Linked DNA regions of Homo sapiens: region 1 is linked to region 2. The links are chromatin loops, found by intact Hi-C in ENCODE. Cell type or tissue: heart right ventricle. All regions are shown on one strand. Links, peaks and the distances in the headings refer to the core of each region. The heading gives the core; the rest is flanking DNA. Region 1 overlaps OPRD1 (opioid receptor delta 1). Region 2 holds the start of OPRD1 (opioid receptor delta 1).

The links. Hi-C counts contacts between places; a loop is a spot of excess contacts. Peaks named below come from ENCODE experiments on the same cell type or tissue, not always from the same donor. Only the 100,000 strongest peaks of a DNase experiment are listed, where the experiment ranks them.
Region 1: it touches region 2 in a loop (2.8-fold over the local background); 7 of 110 quality-filtered maps call a loop at or near these places.

Annotation. Positions count from the first base shown.
Region 1 is chr1:28,859,967-28,868,863 of GRCh38, reverse strand. OPRD1 (opioid receptor delta 1) reads right to left here. Exons shown (of 3, transcript NM_000911.4): 3 at 1-6,122. The coding sequence ends at 5,581. Among named protein-coding and RNA genes, the nearest start is that of EPB41, 50 kb to the left of the region's middle. In heart right ventricle, for the core only: no CTCF peak of the experiment used is centred there; no DNase peak of the experiment used is centred there; H3K27me3 peaks cover 723 bases.
Region 2 is chr1:28,810,448-28,819,344 of GRCh38, reverse strand. It overlaps OPRD1 (opioid receptor delta 1), which reads right to left and starts at 7,175. Exons shown (of 3, transcript NM_000911.4): 1 at 6,735-7,175. The coding sequence starts at 6,961. RefSeq lists an enhancer at 3,737-4,238. In heart right ventricle, for the core only: no CTCF peak of the experiment used is centred there; a DNase peak (open chromatin) is centred at 3,542; H3K27me3 peaks cover 2,500 bases.

The DNA.
Region 1 (8,897 bases), core at 283-2,782, 51 kb before region 2:
TTCTTTTTAATTTTTTTTTTTTTTCAGACAGAGTCTCGCTCTGTCGCCCAGGCTGGAGTACAGTGGCAAGATCTTGGCTCACTGTAACCTCTGCTTCCTGGGTTCAGGCGATTCTCCCGCCTCAGCCTCCTGAGTAGCTGGGATTACAGGTGCACGCCACCACGCCTGGCTAATTTTTGTGTTTTTAGTACAGACAGGGTTTCACCATGTTGGTCAGGCTGGTGTTGAACTCCTGACCTCATGATCCACCCGCCTTGGCCTCCCAAAGTGCTAGGATTACAGGCGTGAGCCACTGCACCCAGCCCTTGAGGAGCATTTCTAATTCCAAGCCCAGCAAGCCTCCTTAGAGCAGCTGCCTCTGGCACACGTGTAATTATCAGAGAATAAGCCTGTATCGAGGCCCCACTATGTGCCAGGCACTTTGGTGGCACTTTGCTTACCATATCTCTAGCTTTCAGAGAGTGCTCTCGTGGAGGTGAAGTGACTTGCCTAAGATCACACTGCTAGCACGTGGCCAAGAATTCGGCAAAGCTAGGACTCTTATTAAGTGAGGCTGATGATCGTATTAGAGATGGACCAATTCCCACATCTCAACTCTAGAAGGAAACTGAAGCTCAGAGAAGGCAAATCCCTTGTCTAGGTCACACAGCCAGTTAGCTTGAGAGCTGGGATTTGATCCAGGCTTGGGGGCTGCCTGGGCCATGTAAAAAACTAAATTGGAGAGCTCCCATCACCCTCCTGCCCTCCCTACTCGCATCCTCTCTTATGACACTTGACATTATCCATCACTCCCTCCTCCTGGGAACGCCCTCCTCCTCCAGTTTCCATGGTAGCACATTCTCTCCATCCTCCTCCTGCTTCTCTGGCAGCTTCTCACTCTCCATGGTGGCTCCTGGGCCAGGAAGCAAGGGGATCCCCAAGCTGGATCTCCAGTCTCTTCTCTCTCTCCATCACTAGCCCCGACAGCTCACCTACTCTTCCCTGTAGGTCTCTAGCTCTGACCCTGAACCCTGGCTCCACTTGTAAGCAGTGACTGCCACTTACCATGTACTTAGAGTTTACTTACGTTCTGGGCCTTATCCCTATACATACATTAAATCCTCACAACCACCCGTGAAGGAAGTCTACTCTACAGATGAGGAAACTGAGGCTCAGAGAGGGAAAACCAAGATCTGATTCCAGGCTTAACCACTACTTCTACTGCATCAAGACGAGGTATGAGAGCTGGGCACAGTGGCTCACACCTGTAAACCCAGTACTTTGGGAGGCCAAGGCAGGAGAATTGCTTGAGGACAGAAGTTCAAGACCAGTCTGGGCAACACAGAGACACTCTGGTCTCTATTGAAAAAAAAAAAAATTGGCCGGGCTTGGTGGCTCACGCCTGTAATCCCAGCACTTTGGGAAGCTGAGGCGGGCAGATCCCCTGAGGTCAGGAGTTCGAGACCAGTTTGGCCAAATGGTGAAACCCCGTCTCTACTAAAAATAAAAATATTAGCTGGGTTATGGTGGTGCACACCTGTAATCCCAGCTACTCAGGAGGCTGAGGCGGGAGGATGACTTGAACCCAGGAGGCGGAGGTTGCAATGAGCCGAGATGGTGCCACTGCACTCCAGCCTATGCGACAGAGGGAGACCCTGTCTCAGAAAAAAAAAAACCCAAACAAAATAAATGAATAAAAATAAAAATAAAATTGCTGGGCATGGTGTCACACACCCGTCGTCCCAGATTCTCAGGAGGCTGAGGTGGGAAGATCACTTGAGCCCAGGAGTTTGAGACTGCAGTGAGCTATGACTGCACCACTGCACTTGCACTCCAGACTGGGCAACAGAGCAAGACACTGGCTGAAAAAAAAAAAAAAAAGATGATGAAGAAGAAGAGATCTGAAACAGTAGGACATTTTGAAATCAGGGGCAAAAACTTCCCTCCCTCCTCCTGGAGGGAGATAAATGGAAATTTTGGGGGAAACAGACCTACTCTGCAGTTTTGAGAACCCTGTGACGATCTAGAATTACACTGTCAATTTAGAGCTTTAAAATGCACCATGCACAGTACATTCTGAAACGTGAAGATTTGGAGAGCTTCAGGAGGAACAAAAGTTCATGGAAAATTGCTCGTTTCCTTTAGATTTTTCCATTTGGTTTTAGGTCTTCAAAACCTCATTCTGGGGTTCCAGCTTCTAAGGCCTTTCTACTTCACTGATGCCTGGAATTAACTGGAAACATGGACCCTGGAATTCCAGGGACCCAAGTTCTGCCACTACGAACAGGCCCTGTGACTTAGGAGCAAGTAGCCTGACCTCTCTCAGCCTCAGCTCTCTTTGTCCTCAATGGGGATAACACTACTTCCTCACCAGGCTGTCCTGAGGATCAGGTGGGCTGATGCACACAAGACACCTGGCAGAGAGCCTGGCACACAGAAGAGCTTAGTTAAGCCCCATGCTCCAGCTGCACCCAACTTGTTGGGTTTGCCAAGCATTTAAACATCCCCATGCCTCCGCACACGCTATTTCCTCTTTTTGGTGGCCAACTCCTATTCATCCTTCAGGGTCCCCGACCCTTTTCCACCTCTTACAGAACTGCGACAAACATGTGTTTTAGTGAAAAGCTAGAAAAGGCACTTCCCTGTGACACCCTCCCTGGGGCTCCCTGTCACCGCACTCATCACACTGAGGTGCAATCATCTGTTGATGCTTTATCTCCCAACACTGGCTCAGGCTTTCTGAGGGCAGGGCCAAGGCTGACTCATTCCGAGTCCTGATGCCCAGAGTGCATGCTTGGCATGAAGTAGATTTCAATACAAGTTTGCACTACCTTAAACACACGTGGTCCGGACCCGGGCCCTGCTGACCTCAGGACAGATTTACATATCAGAAGGGGCAAAAAACAGCCAGATCTGTTACAGACACAGGAGATGGCAGTGAGTGGGCTTCAAGCAGCCTTGAAACAGGCCTATCCTGGGAGGGGACACAGGTCCTGCAGGGAGAGTAAACAGCCTGGCTCCAATGTCACCTCCTTCAGGAGTCTTCCCCAGTTCCTAGATTGTCCCTTTTTCTGCCATACCCCCAAAGCATTCACAGGAGGACCCCTGATGAGGAGAAGTGTCTCCTGCCATGCTGACGACCTCCCACCCTCAGACACAGGGGTCTCTGTGGTCACAAGGTAGTGAGAGTGATCTAGGTGGCTTGGGACCCCAGGTCACAATGGCTTGGCAGGCTGGATGTGAGTGCTGGGCATGGCCCCACATCTTTCCAGGACCCGGGGTAGCCATTTCCCAAAGGAGGCACATCCCCGGGTCTGGGGCTGCTGGGAGCCTCACCCTGAGAAGGGGGCTGTGCTTTGCCCTCTGAGAGCATCCCTTCCCCCTAATGTGCCCAAAGCCCCTCTTGGTGCCTAAGTCCCCAGCCCCCTGCATGCTATTCAGTCCCTGCTGGAGTGACAGCCTCCCAGCTTTTGTTCCAAAGACATGGCTGTCAAAGGGAAAAGAAGTATATTGTTTCTTTTTCTTTTTTCTTTTGTTTGAGACAAAGACGTCAATTTCTTTCCATCTGTCCCAAAAAAGGAAGAAAATTAAATTTGTTTTTACAAGGATGTCAGCACACTGCTTCAATAGGGAGTCAGGGGTGCATTACTGAGGCAGTGTTGGTGAGGGAGGGGACAGCAGCGGAGGGAGAGGAGATGAGGCACGGGGGAGGTACAGAGAACAAGGACAGACACTGATATTCTGGGAAGCAAAGATCCAGGAGTGCCTGAATAAAATGCCGAACCAATGAAAAGAAAAACTTCTACACCCAACTCCAGGTGGATATCACTCTCAGCAGCGTGAAGGGGACAGCTGGGCTGGAGCAGGTGGGGGACCTGGGGAGCCTGGGGGGAAAGGCAGAGGGGGACACACACTGATGCCGGCATTGCAGTTACAAAAGCTTCTCCCCCCAGTTCCTTCAAGGTCAGGTCCCCATATGGGCAGTTCCAGTTCACTGGAGTCATTGACACCAGACACATGGATGCAGCCAGATGTTGGGAGAATGGAAGAGGATTTCATCCAGGTTCTTATCAGGGCCCAGGACCCAGCACCAAGTGCGAACTGATGCTTCTCATACCCCGCCCCCCGCCCTCAAGAGTCCCAGGCACCACTTACCATCTACGGGATCTAAGTAGGTGGTCCTCTGTCCTCCAGTATCTGGGCCAGAGAAACTAGGGCCCTGGGGACTCACAGAAAGCATCCACCTTCCACTGGAAGACCTAACCTTGAAGCAGGAGCCCACCTCTTCCTCCACCCACCCACCACCACCCCTTGGCACGGAGGTCCACTCCGGGTCTGGGTTTTCGAACTGGTTTTGGAAGCCTTCTCCTTCCCAAGCCTCTGGGCCCCCATTAGTACTCAGTTCTGGGGACCCTACTCCAACCAAGGTCCTGTCTTATTACCCTATCCTGGAGTGGCTGCCCCCCGCTCTGCTGTCCTGTCCCAAGCCCCACTGTGGCCACCGATTCTGAGGGATTCCTGCCCATTCCAAGGAAATACATGCCTGTCAAAGAGATAAAAGGTATACTGTTTCTCTCTCTTCCTATCTCTTCTTCCCTCATTCTCCCTCTCTCTCCTTTTTGAGAGACAGAGTCTTACTCTGTCCCCCAGGCTGGAGTGCAGTGGCACCACCATAGCTCACTGCAGCTTCAAACTCCTGGGATCAAGTGATCCTCTCACCTTCCAAGGAGCTAGGCCTGCAGGTACACACCACCATGCCTGGCTAATTTTGTATTTTTTGTAGCGACAGGGTCTCCCATGTTGCCCAGACTAGTCTCGAACTCCTGGGCTCATGTCCATCCACCTGCCTCGGCCTCCCAAAGTGCTGGGATTACAGGCTTGAGCCACCACGCCTGGCCCCTCAGTCTTTTATATTCTATTTATAAAGGTGTCAAGTCGGACCTGGACCTCAGCGAGCCTTGCCCCTTGCTAGAACTCAGGGCTGGGACTGTATCCCGTATCCAAAGATGAGGCCACAGGCCCTTTGCACAGGCGCCCTATCTGGTGACCAAATCTTCAGCTGTAGCCACACCCAGCTGTCCTGTCTCTGGGTCTCCCCTCACAGGAGGCTCCTCCCTACTACACAGAGGCCCAGTCTTGCAGCTCAGTTTTCAAGCAACTGTCCCCACCACTGCCCTTTCTGGGTCCTGGGCCCGGACCCCCAACTCCGAAAGTCCGGCTCCAAGTTAGAAACCGAAGCTGTCTCAAGGTTGAAGCCCCGCCTTCCTGGAGATGCCCTGTTTAAGGACTCAGTTGTAGAGCCACAGGTCCCGCTCCTCTCCTGGAGTCACTGGCTTTCCCGCCCCACCTAGAGCCGTGGACGGGGCACCCAGACCAGAGGCACTGCGCCATTGATCTGTCCTCTGCCTCGCCCCAAACCAGAGGCCCACCCCATGCCCATCTAGCGGCCCGGTCCCGTCTCCGAAACAGAGGCCCCATCTGGCGGTCCCAAGCCTCCGACCTTCTACTGCCCCACTCCACATCATGGCTCGCGCCTCCCACTGGGACTCATGTGGCCTCCGGGTCACTAGGGAGGGGCGCTCTGGGGGCCGGATGGCCTGGTCAGGCGGCAGCGCCACCGCCGGGACCATCGGACGGGGTGCAGGCGGTGACACGCTCGCGGGCCGTGGCTTCGCGGGCGCGGCTGAAGCTGCTGGGGTCTGGGCGGCCGCAGGGCTTGCGGCAGAGCTGGCGGAAGCAGCGCTTGAAGTTCTCGTCGAGGAAAGCGTAGAGCACGGGGTTGAGGCTGCTATTGGCGTAGCCCAGCGCGATGCACAGGTGCAGCGCAGCCACCACCAGCGGGTCGCGCCGGTCGATGTCCACCAGCGTCCAGACGATGACGAAGATGTGGATGGGCGCCCAACACACCACGAAGGCGCCCACAACCACCAGCACCATGCGCGTGATGCGCCGCAGGCTGCGGTCCTTCTCCTTGGAGCCCGACAGCAGGCGCACACTGCGCAGGCGCAGCAGCATGAGGCCATAGCACACGGTGATGATGAGGATGGGCACCACGAAGGCGAAGAGGAACACGCAGATCTTGGTCACCGTGTCCCAGTACCAGCTGGGGCTGGGGAACTGGAGCATGCACACCACTGCCCCGTCTGGGCCGCGGAAACAAGGAAAGACAGACGGGGTGAGGGGCCTGTGTGCCTAAGGGGCCCCCACCTGCTTGCCCACCCTTTCAAGGCTTGGGCAAGTCCCACCACCTCCTCCCAGCCTTTGTTCAAGGGGATTCTTCTGTCTGGAGTGTCCTCCTCGGCTTCGGTACTTGGTGAACTCTTAGTTATCCGTAAAGACCTAGCAGGATTGGCCCTCATCAGGGAGGTCCCCTATGTTCTCTCCTGGCCCCTTTTCAGCCTTTGTGTCCATGGGTGGCCGTAATGAAATCGTTTAGCTCAGCCCACTGAATGCCAGTCATTGCAGTAACTCAAAGCACCTTGACCCATTTCCAAACTAGCTCCATTGGGGACAGGACTGCTAAGACAGACAACATGAGCTAGGAGCAGGACTCAGGCCCTACTACATAGTGTAAGGAAATTACTAAACCTCTTGGAGCTTCAGTGGAGTGGGGCTAATGACAGTACCCACATCTCCAGGATTGTCGTAAGGATTAAATAGGCTAAGGCGGACAGGTGCGGTAGTTCACGCCTGTAATCCCAGCACTTTGGGAGGCCGAGGAGGGCAGATCATGAGGTCAGGAAATCGAGACCCTCCTGGCTAACACGGTAAAACCCCATCTCTACTAAAAAAAAAATACAAAAAAATTAGCCGGGCATGGTGGTAGGTGCCCATAGTCCCAGCTCCTCGGGAGGCTGAGGCAGGAGAATGGTGTGAACCCAGGAGGTGGAGTTTGCAGTGAGCCGAGATCGTGCCACTGGACTCCAGCCTGGGCGACAGAGCGAGACTCCGTCTCAAAAAAAAAAAAAAAAGAAAAGAAAAGAAAAGGCTAAGGTACCTAAAGCATTTAGCATAGTGGGGTTCAAGCTCTTGGCGTACCCACAGGGAAAGAGGGGCATATATGTGGGGGAGTCCAGGACTCAAGGATAGGGTCAGGCTCCCTAGAGGGAAGCAGGTCTCAGCTTAATCACAAGAACCTCCTGGCCAGGCATGGGGCTCATGCCTGTAATCCCAGCACTTTGGGAGGCTGAGGCAGGTGGACTGCTTGAGTCCAGGAGCTGGAGACCAGCCTGGGCAACATGGCAAAACCCCATCTCTACAAAAAAAACAAACATTAGCTGGGTATGGTGGTGCATATCTGCAGTCCCAGCTACTTGGGGGGCTGAGGTGGGAGGATCGCTTAAGCCCTGGAGGTTGAGGCTGCAGTAAGCTGGGATAGTGCCGCTGCACTCCAGCCTGGGTGACAGAGCGAGACCCTGTCTCAAAACAACAACAAAAACAAAACAAAACTTCCTTCCTTCTGGGAGGAAAGCAGACTTCAGCTTAACTCAAGGACTTCCTTCTTGAGATAGGAAGGGTGCCTAGGATGAAATGAGCTCCCCATTCCTGGAGTGTGGGCTTGGGCTGGATGAACACCTTAGGGGGTGTTGTGGGATTCTGATACAGCCTTGAGGCTGGCCCAGGGGACTCCCAGGATCTCTTGGAATGCTAGGATTTAAGAAGCCACACGATGGACTTGAGGCTAAGAAGTGAGAAGGGGCTGGGGATCCACAGACAGAGTGGGTCCACAGGACATCAGGCTGGCAGGACCCCTAGAAGTAACTGAATCCAAGACCTTCATTGTATAGGAACCAGAACAGCACTTGTTTAAGGTCACACAGCAAGTGGCCCACAGGTTCAATAAGTGCTGATGGCACACACTGGGAAAGTGTGTGTGTGAGGGATTGTGGAGTGAGGAGGCCCATCTGGTCCAGCCCCAGGAGGGATGCAGTTAATGGCCCGTAAGCTGAAGGCTGACAGTGAGGAATGGGGCTCTGCTGTGAGTCAAGGCCAATGGCTCACAGGCTATAAAAGGGCACCAGGGACTCTGCCCTTGTGAGGGTCAAAGGTAACCAAGAAGCTTGTTCTCTCCCACCCACAGCATCAACCCTCTGCAAACTTCCACAAAAGGGACTAGAAGGAGTAACAGACCTGGGGGCAGGAACCCTAGGTTGCAGGCCAAATTCCACAAAATGCCTGGCTGTGTGACCCTAAGTAAACCACCTGACCTCTCTGATTCTGTTTCCCTACAGTCAAATGGAGGTAGGAGTCCCTGCCTTGTCTATCTCACAGGCTTAATCATTTAATAGCTATTATTCATTGGGCCTTGGCGATGAGCCAGGACTTGTCCTAAGTATTCTACACATATTATCTCTTTTAACCTTCTCAACATCTCATGATATAGTGTGACTCAGAGAGGTTAATTAGTTACTATGTCTGTGGAGCCCTTCTAAACAATATTTCTCACTTCCTTGCATTAAGGTGGGGCCATGTGACCAGCTGTCACTAGAAGAAATGGGCCATAAATTTTTTTTTTTTTTTTTAGACAAGTCCCATTCTGTCGCCCAAGCTGGAGTGCAGTGGCATGATCTCAGCTCACTGCAACTTCCGCCTCCCAGGTTCAAGTGATTCTCCTGCCTCAGCCTCCCAAGTAGCTGGGACTACAGACGCCCACCACCACGCCTGGCTAATTTTTGTACTTTTAGTAAAGATAGGGTTTCACCGTGTTGGCCAGGCTGGTCTGGAACTCCTGACCTCAAGTGATTCACCCGCCTTGGCCTCCCAAAATGCTGGGATTACAGGCATGAGCCACTGCACCCAACCAACATTTAAAGTGGCTGTGCTTTCTCCTCGCTCCCTCTCCATATTCATCTGCCGGCCAGATGCCAGCAGTAGAAGATTCAGAAACCATCAACAGGAGGCTGGGTCCCTGAATGTCT
Region 2 (8,897 bases), core at 2,196-4,695:
CAGCCTCACCAGAAGTCATCTAGCCCAGCCTCCTCCTGCTGCCTCCTTCCTTTTTTTTTTGAAATGGGGTCTTGCTATGTTGTCCAGTCTGATCAACATCTTAGCCTCTTGAATAGCTGAGATTACAGGCATGCACCACCATGCACAGCTTCCTGCCTTCTTGTTAGGTCCAACAGCACTCCATTTCAGAAAGGGGACAGCTGAGCACAGGGTTTTAATGGCCCCATCCAAGGTCACATGGCTCTCTTTTCATTGCCCTGAGCCACCCTCTCTAGTCTCCCCACATTGAGCCCCTCCCCATCCAATCCACCCCTCACCCCCACACCAAATTCATTCTCTTGAAGACCATTCTGCACAGATTGCTCCAAAATCCCCCTCCCCATGGCCTGTGACCCAAAGCTTCCTCATTTCCCAGCACGCCAACCTTACCATGGGACCCCTGAGGACCTGTCCAGCCTCAGCTCCCACATCCAGACTAGAACCTCAGCACGGCCTCTGGCTCCTCACACAGTCATGCTGGGCCTGCCTCCAGGCCTCTCCTCAGCCCTCCCTCTCACCATCCCCATGAGAACACCTGCCTCCAATTACCTGGGGCTACTCTACCAGGTGTATCTCCTCAGGAATCATGGGTGGCTCCCGAGCCCAGCCAAGCTCAGCACCTAGCAGGTGCTTTTGACACTATGGTAAGAAGGACACCTGCTTACGACGCCTTTCCTGCTTTTGTCCCTGCAGCCTCTCCATCCTCACAGCCACCCTGGTCCCCAACACTCTCGTCTCAGCCTCGGTGAATTGGTGAATCATTGCTCCTGTGGTTCCCTCTATCTGGAATGCTCCACTCACACCTCTCCAGGGAGCCAACTGCTGCTCCCCTCCATGATGCACAGGCATCCCCTCCTCTGGCTGGGTCTGGAGACTCCCTGGACTCCCATAGTTCCAGGGAGCTGCACTTGTCTGTGGAGTTGCAACTAACCAGGGGGTGGCATGGGACATAGCTGTGTTAGGAGCCAGGGGGCGTATGGAGGTTTAAGCTGTGGGTCTGGGCAGTGAGAGCTGAGGCTGGACAGGCCTGGCATGGGTCAGCATCAGCAAATGCTTTACTGACTGAGTACACGTGCAGGCAATGCAGGACATGGGAAAGGGCCAAAGGTGGAAAACATAGACGACCAGGCCTCAACAGCCCACCTGCACTCTGCCCACCTGCAGCCACTGCAGGAAACCACAGCGCAGGGCATGCCAGGTGCTATGCTACAGCCTTTCCATGCTCGATCTCTTTGAGTCCTCCCAATAACCTGTCATATCGCCCCAATTTTTTAAATGATAAAATGAGCCAGGCGCAGCGGCTCACGCCTATAATCCCAGCACTTTGGGAGGCCAAGGCTGGCGGATCACTTGAGGTCAGGAGTTCGAGACCAGCCTGGCCAACATGGTGAAACCCCCCCCCCGCCCCGCCCATCTCTACTAAAAACACAAAAACTAGTTGGGCGTGGTGGCGAGCGCCTGTAATCCTAGCTACTGGGGAGGCTGAGGCACGAGAATCCCTTGAACCAGGGAGGCAGAGGTTGCAGTGAGCCGAGATCACACCACTGCACTCCAGCCTGGGCAACACAGTGAGACTCCATCCAAAAAAAAAGGGAAGTTAAGCTGTTTTTGCCCAAAGCCACACCTCTGGGACATGGATAGAGACCAGGCGCTCCCTGACCTCTAGTCACAACCTTTACCACTGCACTGTGTCATCTCACTGGAATCTCTCCTGGCCCAGAGGCCCTGGGTCCAGACCCCAAGAGAGGGGAGGGAGACAAGAAGCCAAGGGGCTTCCAAAAACAGGACACAGATTCAGTGCTACAAATTCTGCTAAGAAGACACTTCAGCATTTTCCCCAGCAGCTTCTGGAACCTCGGCAGGAGACTGAAGAAATAACCAGAACCCTTCATTCACCTATCCCGACCCTGCCACAGCCCACCTGCCTGGCCCAACTCCCCTCCCTGCTGGGTGCTGCAGTCACCTCAGATAGGAGGGAAAACGCGGTGCTTTGCCAACATCATCTCATCTAATCCTGAGGACAAAGGTACCTATGAGATAGTACTATTACCCACATCTTCCCGATGAAGACAGGTGCAGTGAGGCGATCCGGCTTGCTAAAGCTCTTAGTAAGTAGCAGAGCCAGCATTTGATACAAGGAGACAAATCAGAAGAGACATGGGCTGAGGTGAGATCAAGGGGCAGAGAAGCACACAGGCTGAAGGCGTCTCATGGAGGCTGGCCGGGGCTGGCAGGAGGCAGGGCATGCTGCGAGGGTACAAACCTGCTGAAACCTAGCTCGGGGCGCAGAGGAGGCAGGGAAACAGAGAAGGCTGTGGAACAGACAGGAGGCCAGGTAGGAAAGCACTGACTCCTCTTGCCCAGGTTCTGGGTCGGGCCACCCAGGATCTGGGCCAGGCGGGAGGAAGAGGGGGTCACCTGCCACAGGTGAGGGGCCTGCTAAGCCCATCACACCACACCTACCCAGTGGGCTGCCCATGGGAAGTCTCTGAGATGCCAGCCCTGCAGAGGACACTGACTCTGCCCGGAGGAAGGGGTTGTCCGGTGTCTGCTCTGAGGACCAGGGCATCCCCATGGCCAGCACGAGTCATCGTGCTGGCCAATCCCACATGCAGGAGGAGGGGGTGATGCTCTGCCTTGGGACCACCTGTCCACAGAAGTCCTGCTCACGCTTCATGGAAGCCTCATTCCCTCCAGCCACAGGCTGTTTGCTAAAAGCACAATTCCCAGAGGCCCCTCTCAGGCCCCCAGGATGAGACAGCTTCTCAGGTAGCTTCTTGGAGGGGAGAGAGGACAGAGTGTGGGGCCTGCAGGATGGAGGATGCTTCTGACCTGGAATTCTGAGATTCCTGGTTCTTACGTTCAGGCCCTCATCAGCATCCTGCTTCCCAGCCACAGCTCCTCCCTCAGCTTTTGACTCAGTTTCCCCTCCTCGTCCTTTAGCTCTGCAGAGGCTTCTCTGATCTCTCCGCCCAGCTGAGACCCTCCCCTGCCCCCATCATGGGCTCCCAAATCCCCCACATACTTTCACAGATAGCCCCTACCACAGCTACAAACTTCAGTTTATTGGATGACTGGCTGACGAATGTCTGTCTCCCACCAGACCCTAAGCTCCGGAAGGTCTGGAGCACGGTGTGGTTTTTTTCTTGGCATTTAGCACAGAGCATGTAGAATGTTGTAGAATGAGTTAATTCTTTTCAGTCCTTCACACAGAGCCCCTCATGTTCTCAAAGAGCTTAGGGTCTAAAAGGCTCAGATATCACACATTATGCCACTTAATCCTCACCCCCACCCTGGAGGCGCTGTTGGTGTTCCCACTTTAATGAGAAGAGCTTCAGACAGCTCGTCACTAGCCCGAGTACACAGCAAGTAAGTGGCTTTGAACTCAGATATGTCTGGTCCAGAGCCACAGCTCTGCCCACTACACCACCCGGCTTTCCTTCCCCAAGGGTCTCTGAATCTTCCCTTGCACACCTGCTCCCCACCCCCCACATGCTGCCTAAGCTCAGGACTGACAGGCAGAATTCACTCATTCAACCACTCATTCACTCAACCCAGCAGCCGGCTCATGTACTGGTTGTGGCAGGCCCTGCTTGGGCTGCCAGGAAACCGCAGATGGAGCGCAGCTCGAGGAGCCCTTCAGGGGAGCAGGGTCCCTTCTCCAGCCCGGGCTGCGCTCTCCCCACTGCCCTTGGGGTGTTTCCAGCAGAAGCCAAGACCCAGGCAGCTGCCCTGCCCTCAGACTCTCGTTCACTGTTCACTGGGGAAGGACTGAGCGCCAGCCCTTATCATTCAGCCTCCCCAAAGGACAGCAGCCTAAAATGCACAGGCTGAAAAACGCAGAGGAGCATAGTCCCCAGGTCTCTGCTCTCTGAGGACTCTAAGACAAGAGGAGGGACACAGCCGGGCACCATGGCTCCGCCCGTAATCCCAGCACTTTGGGAGGCCGAGGCGGGTGGACTGCTTGAGCTCAGAAGTTTGACACCAGCCTAGGCAACATGGCAAAACCCTGTCTCTGCAAAAAAAACTAAAGTTAGCATGGCGTGTGCCTGTAGTCCCAGCTACCCAGGAGCCTGAGGTGGGAGGATCGCATTAAGCCCAGGAGGTCGAGGTTGCAGTGAGCTGTGATTGCGACGCTCCAGCCTGGGCAACAGAGAGAAATCTTGTCTCAAAAATAAAAGAGGAGGGACAGAATTCTGCCACCCTCCTTCCAGACAATGCTTTGACTGTCCTCTACCCCAGGCAACTCTGGAGAAAAGTTTTGGACTTAAGTCACAGACTAAGGTTCTAGCTCTGGGCCTGGTGCCAACTGTGGTACCCTCCGAGAACAAGTCACCTTGCCTGTCTCTGAGCTGCAGATTCCTCATTTTATCTGCAGGATGCGGGTACTGATGATGATTCTAATGCCTGTCCCATAGGATTGAAGGTGAGGATTCAATCATTCAGACCCAGAGATACAATTTTCACATAAATGGTTGACCAGCGAAATGTCTTGGCAACATGGGGACCCCTAGGGGCCCACTAAGCTGCTTGCGTACACTTGGCAATGCGATTCCGGGAAGGCTGTGTGGGAATGCCCCTAGCAGGCTGAGCCCAGAGCCTCCCCACAGTGGACCCTCAGCAGTGGGAGTCCCCTCCCCTTGCTCAGTGGTAGTGGGGAAGCTGTGCTCAGTCAGCCAACCAGCCAGAGGCCCCGGGGAAAAGGTTGGAAATGAGACTGAACACACCGACGCTCGGCTTTTTCCAGACTTGGGCACCTGGAGCTCCCCTAGACAGGGCAGGTGCCAGGAATCCGGAGCTCTCAGAATCACAGCTACTCTCAGGCCCACCTTAGGACAAGCACCTCCCTCAAGCTCCCTTCTTTAGTCAGATTCTACAGGATCTAGAAAATCCCTCCGCCTCGCTATACAGACAGCGTCCATTTACTGGGTCCAGGCGCCAGGCCAGTGCGTTATGTGCTCTCTCACTGACACCTCACAACAACCCTGTGGAAGAAGATTTATCATTACGTCATTCTACAGATGAAGAAACTGAGGCTCAAAGAGGCTAAGTGATTCATCCAAGTCACAGAGCCAGTTCGTGGCAGAGCAGGGATTCATACCAGGCCGGCCTGCCTCGAAGCCTGCGAAGTGGGGAGAATCACTGACAAAGACACAAAGTAAAGATCAGTCCCGCCTGTGCTTGGGGGGAATTCTCCCACTGTTGCTTGTGATGAGTCATGGAAAGCACAGGAAATTCTTGTACCCGCCACTCTTTCTGGAGGAGCAAAGATCTCCCAGAGATCATCAATGCCGAAGCCCACTGACACCCACACACCTCATCCCATGCTCCAACACACCACGTTCTGCGCTGCAGAGACCCCATACCCTGGAATTCATACTTTCCAATTGAGGAGATTAGGTCTGTATTCTTCGAACAGGGAAACTGAGGCGGATGGGAGGCAGGGCAGGAAGAATGATGCCTGGGCATCCATGACTAGGCTGAGACTACAGTTCATCTCTCTAACCTCTGAGTCCACGACCTGACCTATGCCCTGCATGGTGGCACCCACAGCCCAGAGAGGTTTAGGGCCATGTCCTTGGTCCACCAGCATGAAGGACCCATTTTCAACTAACAGCAAATACGAGGGCATCTTTGTTGTTTTAAAGATGGAAATTTTCCTCTCAACCCTTACTGGCCATGTCTGAGCTTGTGGGGCTGTATCAGGAGGGCTACTTCTGGGGCAAGCTGACGTCTTAGGCTCTCTGAGAAGGTCCCAGCACTCTCCATAAACTCCAAGAAGAGCACCTCACTTCCTGGGATGAAAACTCAAAATCCACTCCCGCCCAGACCAACCTCTGCTGCCTCTGGCAGAAGAAAAGACTGTTAGAGGAGGCAAAGAGAAAATGGGAGAGGGCATTTGTGAGGAGGGCGTGAGTCTTCTCTGAATCCTATTCAGAATTCCTGACCAGATGGGCACTGGCGAAGGGAACAGAGAACCGGTTGGCGGCCCACAGCTGTCGCCCATGTTATCCAGGAATCACTGGCAAAGGCACACACAGCTGCACAAACACAGGGACGACGGCCACTCCGGATGCTCTGCCGCCCTCGGGGTTTCAAGAGCTTGACAAGAAACAACAGTCACATTGTTACATTCAGACAGAATCACAAACTGACCGTTAGGGACAAGCTCACACCAACAGATGAGCACCAAATATGACTTGGTAAGGGCCCCACGGCGAGGTGCTGACACCCAGCACCCTCCTGTCCGCCCTGCCTGCACGGTGCCCTCACACCGGTCTCCCCAAAGGCCCGCGGCACCTCAGAGCAGCTCTGCCCACCCCATGGGCATGTTTCCGACGTCCAAACATACAGTTGTACTGTCACAACCATCCACTCACAAACTGTGACAGACACACAAACTGACGCCAAACTGTCCCACAAAGAAGCAAGGGGATGCCAACAGATGATCAAATGTAATTTAGTCAACCGCGGCGCACTCCCCCCCCCGCACCACACACACACATACACACGATGACACACATTCCTGTGTTCCCCTCGATGTAAGTGGCCTCGCCTCTCGCTGGGCCCCAGGTGCCCCTGCAGGAAATGCGGAGGCGCGGGGAGTCCAGGGAACGGGCTTGGGGTCTCAAGTTCGTGATCCCCACCCTCACCCCGGGCTCCAGCCCTGCGGCGCCGGCCCGCAGCGGACTCACCGGACGATGCCGAACATGACAAGCACGTTGCCCAGCAGCCCCACGGCGCACACGGCCGAGTAGAGCGCGGTGATGGCGATTGCCAGGGCGAGGGACGAGGCGCTCCGCGCGCCTGGCGGCCCCGACGCATTGGCGCCAGCGCTGGGGCAGGCGCTAGGGTAGGCGTCCGAGGCGTTGGCGAAGAGCGGGGGCTGCAGCTCGGCGCCGGCGGAGGGGGCCGGTTCCATGGCTGCCGGCCGGCTCCGCCGCGTCCCTCTCCACCGTGCGCCCTGGGCGCGGGGATCCGACGCGAGGGGAGCGGCAAGGCAGAGGCCGCGGCCCCGACGCCGCCGGCTGCCGCGCCCCGGCCGCCCCGCTGTCTCTGCGCCTCGTCCGCCTGCCTCGCCGCCCGCACCGGCCCAGCCCCCGGCGTCCGCCCGCTCTCCTCGCCCGGAGCGCTGTGAGCCAGGAGCAGCCGCAGGCTCCTCGGACGCGCCCGCCGCGCGCACCACGTGGCCCGGAGGCGGCCGCCAGTCTGCGCCCGCGACCGGGGGCGGACGCTGCACCACCGGCTCGGAGCTGGGCAGGGGAGGCCTCCCGCCCCCTCCCTAGGGATGCTCCGCCGGCTCGAGTGCGACCCCGTCCCAACCTGGACTCCCCTCCCACCCCCTTGCCACTTTGGTGTCAGAGGGACCTGGGTGTGGATCCCGCCTCCCGCCCCTGCACTAACAGGCGGAGTGACCTTGTGTAAGTCACTTAACCTCCCTCAGCTTCATTCTCTTTGTCTGTGAGATGAGGAAAATCGTACCACCTCCCTCAGAGGGTGGTTGGGGAGATTGAATAAAATGATTCGAACAAAGAGCTTAGAGCAGTGCCCTGCGGACAGTTACATGCTCCGTAAATAACCTATATTATCCGTGCCTTTCTTGCACCCCATTCATTCGCTCAACAAAAATTCTGAGGGTGCCTAATAGAAGAGCCGGGTATTTGGGGGGACCCTCTAGTACACAAAACCAGATGCAGCCTCTGCTTCCTGGGGCTTACAGCCCAGTGCAGGAGAGAGAGCGAGCAACCCTAAAATGACATTAAGATATAGGTACGAATTGAGAAAGTGGCAGGGTCTACAAAACCCAGGGGTCAGGACAGCTTCCCTGGGGAAACGACACTTGAGGTGAGGTGTGAAGTTTGGGGAAGAACTAACTTAAGGAAGTAACAAGGGAAGAGGATTCCGGATAAAGGAAGCAGAGGGACTGAAAGGAAGCCAGGAAGAGGAGAAGGCAGGAAGTGAGGGGGCGATGAGGTGGTGGGCAGGCTCTTGAAGACCACCTTAAGGAGCACTCTGGCTGCAGTGCGAGCAGATAGAAGGGGGGCACTTGGCTAAGTCATCCTTGCCACACCCCTTCCAAGACCTAACCATTCCAGATTAGAGCCATCCTTCTTCTTGGGGTGCCTAGCCTTTCCAGAACATTCTACCAAGCATTACTTTGCTCCAGGCACTGTGATAAGCACTTTATCCATGCACCAACACTTTGGTGTAGCTTCTATTATTATTGTCCCCATGTTACAGATTTAGTGCTCAGCACTAAATTATCCCATATAGTAATTATTTCTATCCGAACTGGTCTCCCTCCTTAAAGGGACCAGGTCTGATTGACCCCTGCATCCAGGAGAGGGCTGGGGTCACAGCAGGTGCTCAAGAAATACTTTTTGGATAATAAAGATCCCAAAGGGAACTGGAGTGGAACAATATTAGGGGTTCTGAGCTCTAGGCTCTGGGGCAATGCTCTTGGATCTGTGTGTGGCTGGACAAGGAGCTCTCCCTCATCTCACCCTCTAGCTTGAATCATCCATATATGTGCAAGGCTCCTACCCTTTCCCAGAAAAAAGCAAAGCCAGAATTCCCAAGCTCACCCTCTTCTCCATTTTCTCCACCCCACTTAGCTGCTGTCCAGCCACTTCTACCAACTACAGCAAGCCCCCCACCCCAGGGCTTTCCCACTCAACCACCTAAGGACTTATCAGAAAGATTTTTGCTGTGGTCACCTGCTGCCAAAACTCTCTCCCTTTCCCAAAGGGCCTGGTACTCAGAAACTTTTCTAGTGCCAGCAGAGAGAAATTGGGATAGGAAGAAGGAGGGCTACTTTATTGGAATTCTGGTCCCCTCCCTAACCCTCCAAGCCAAGT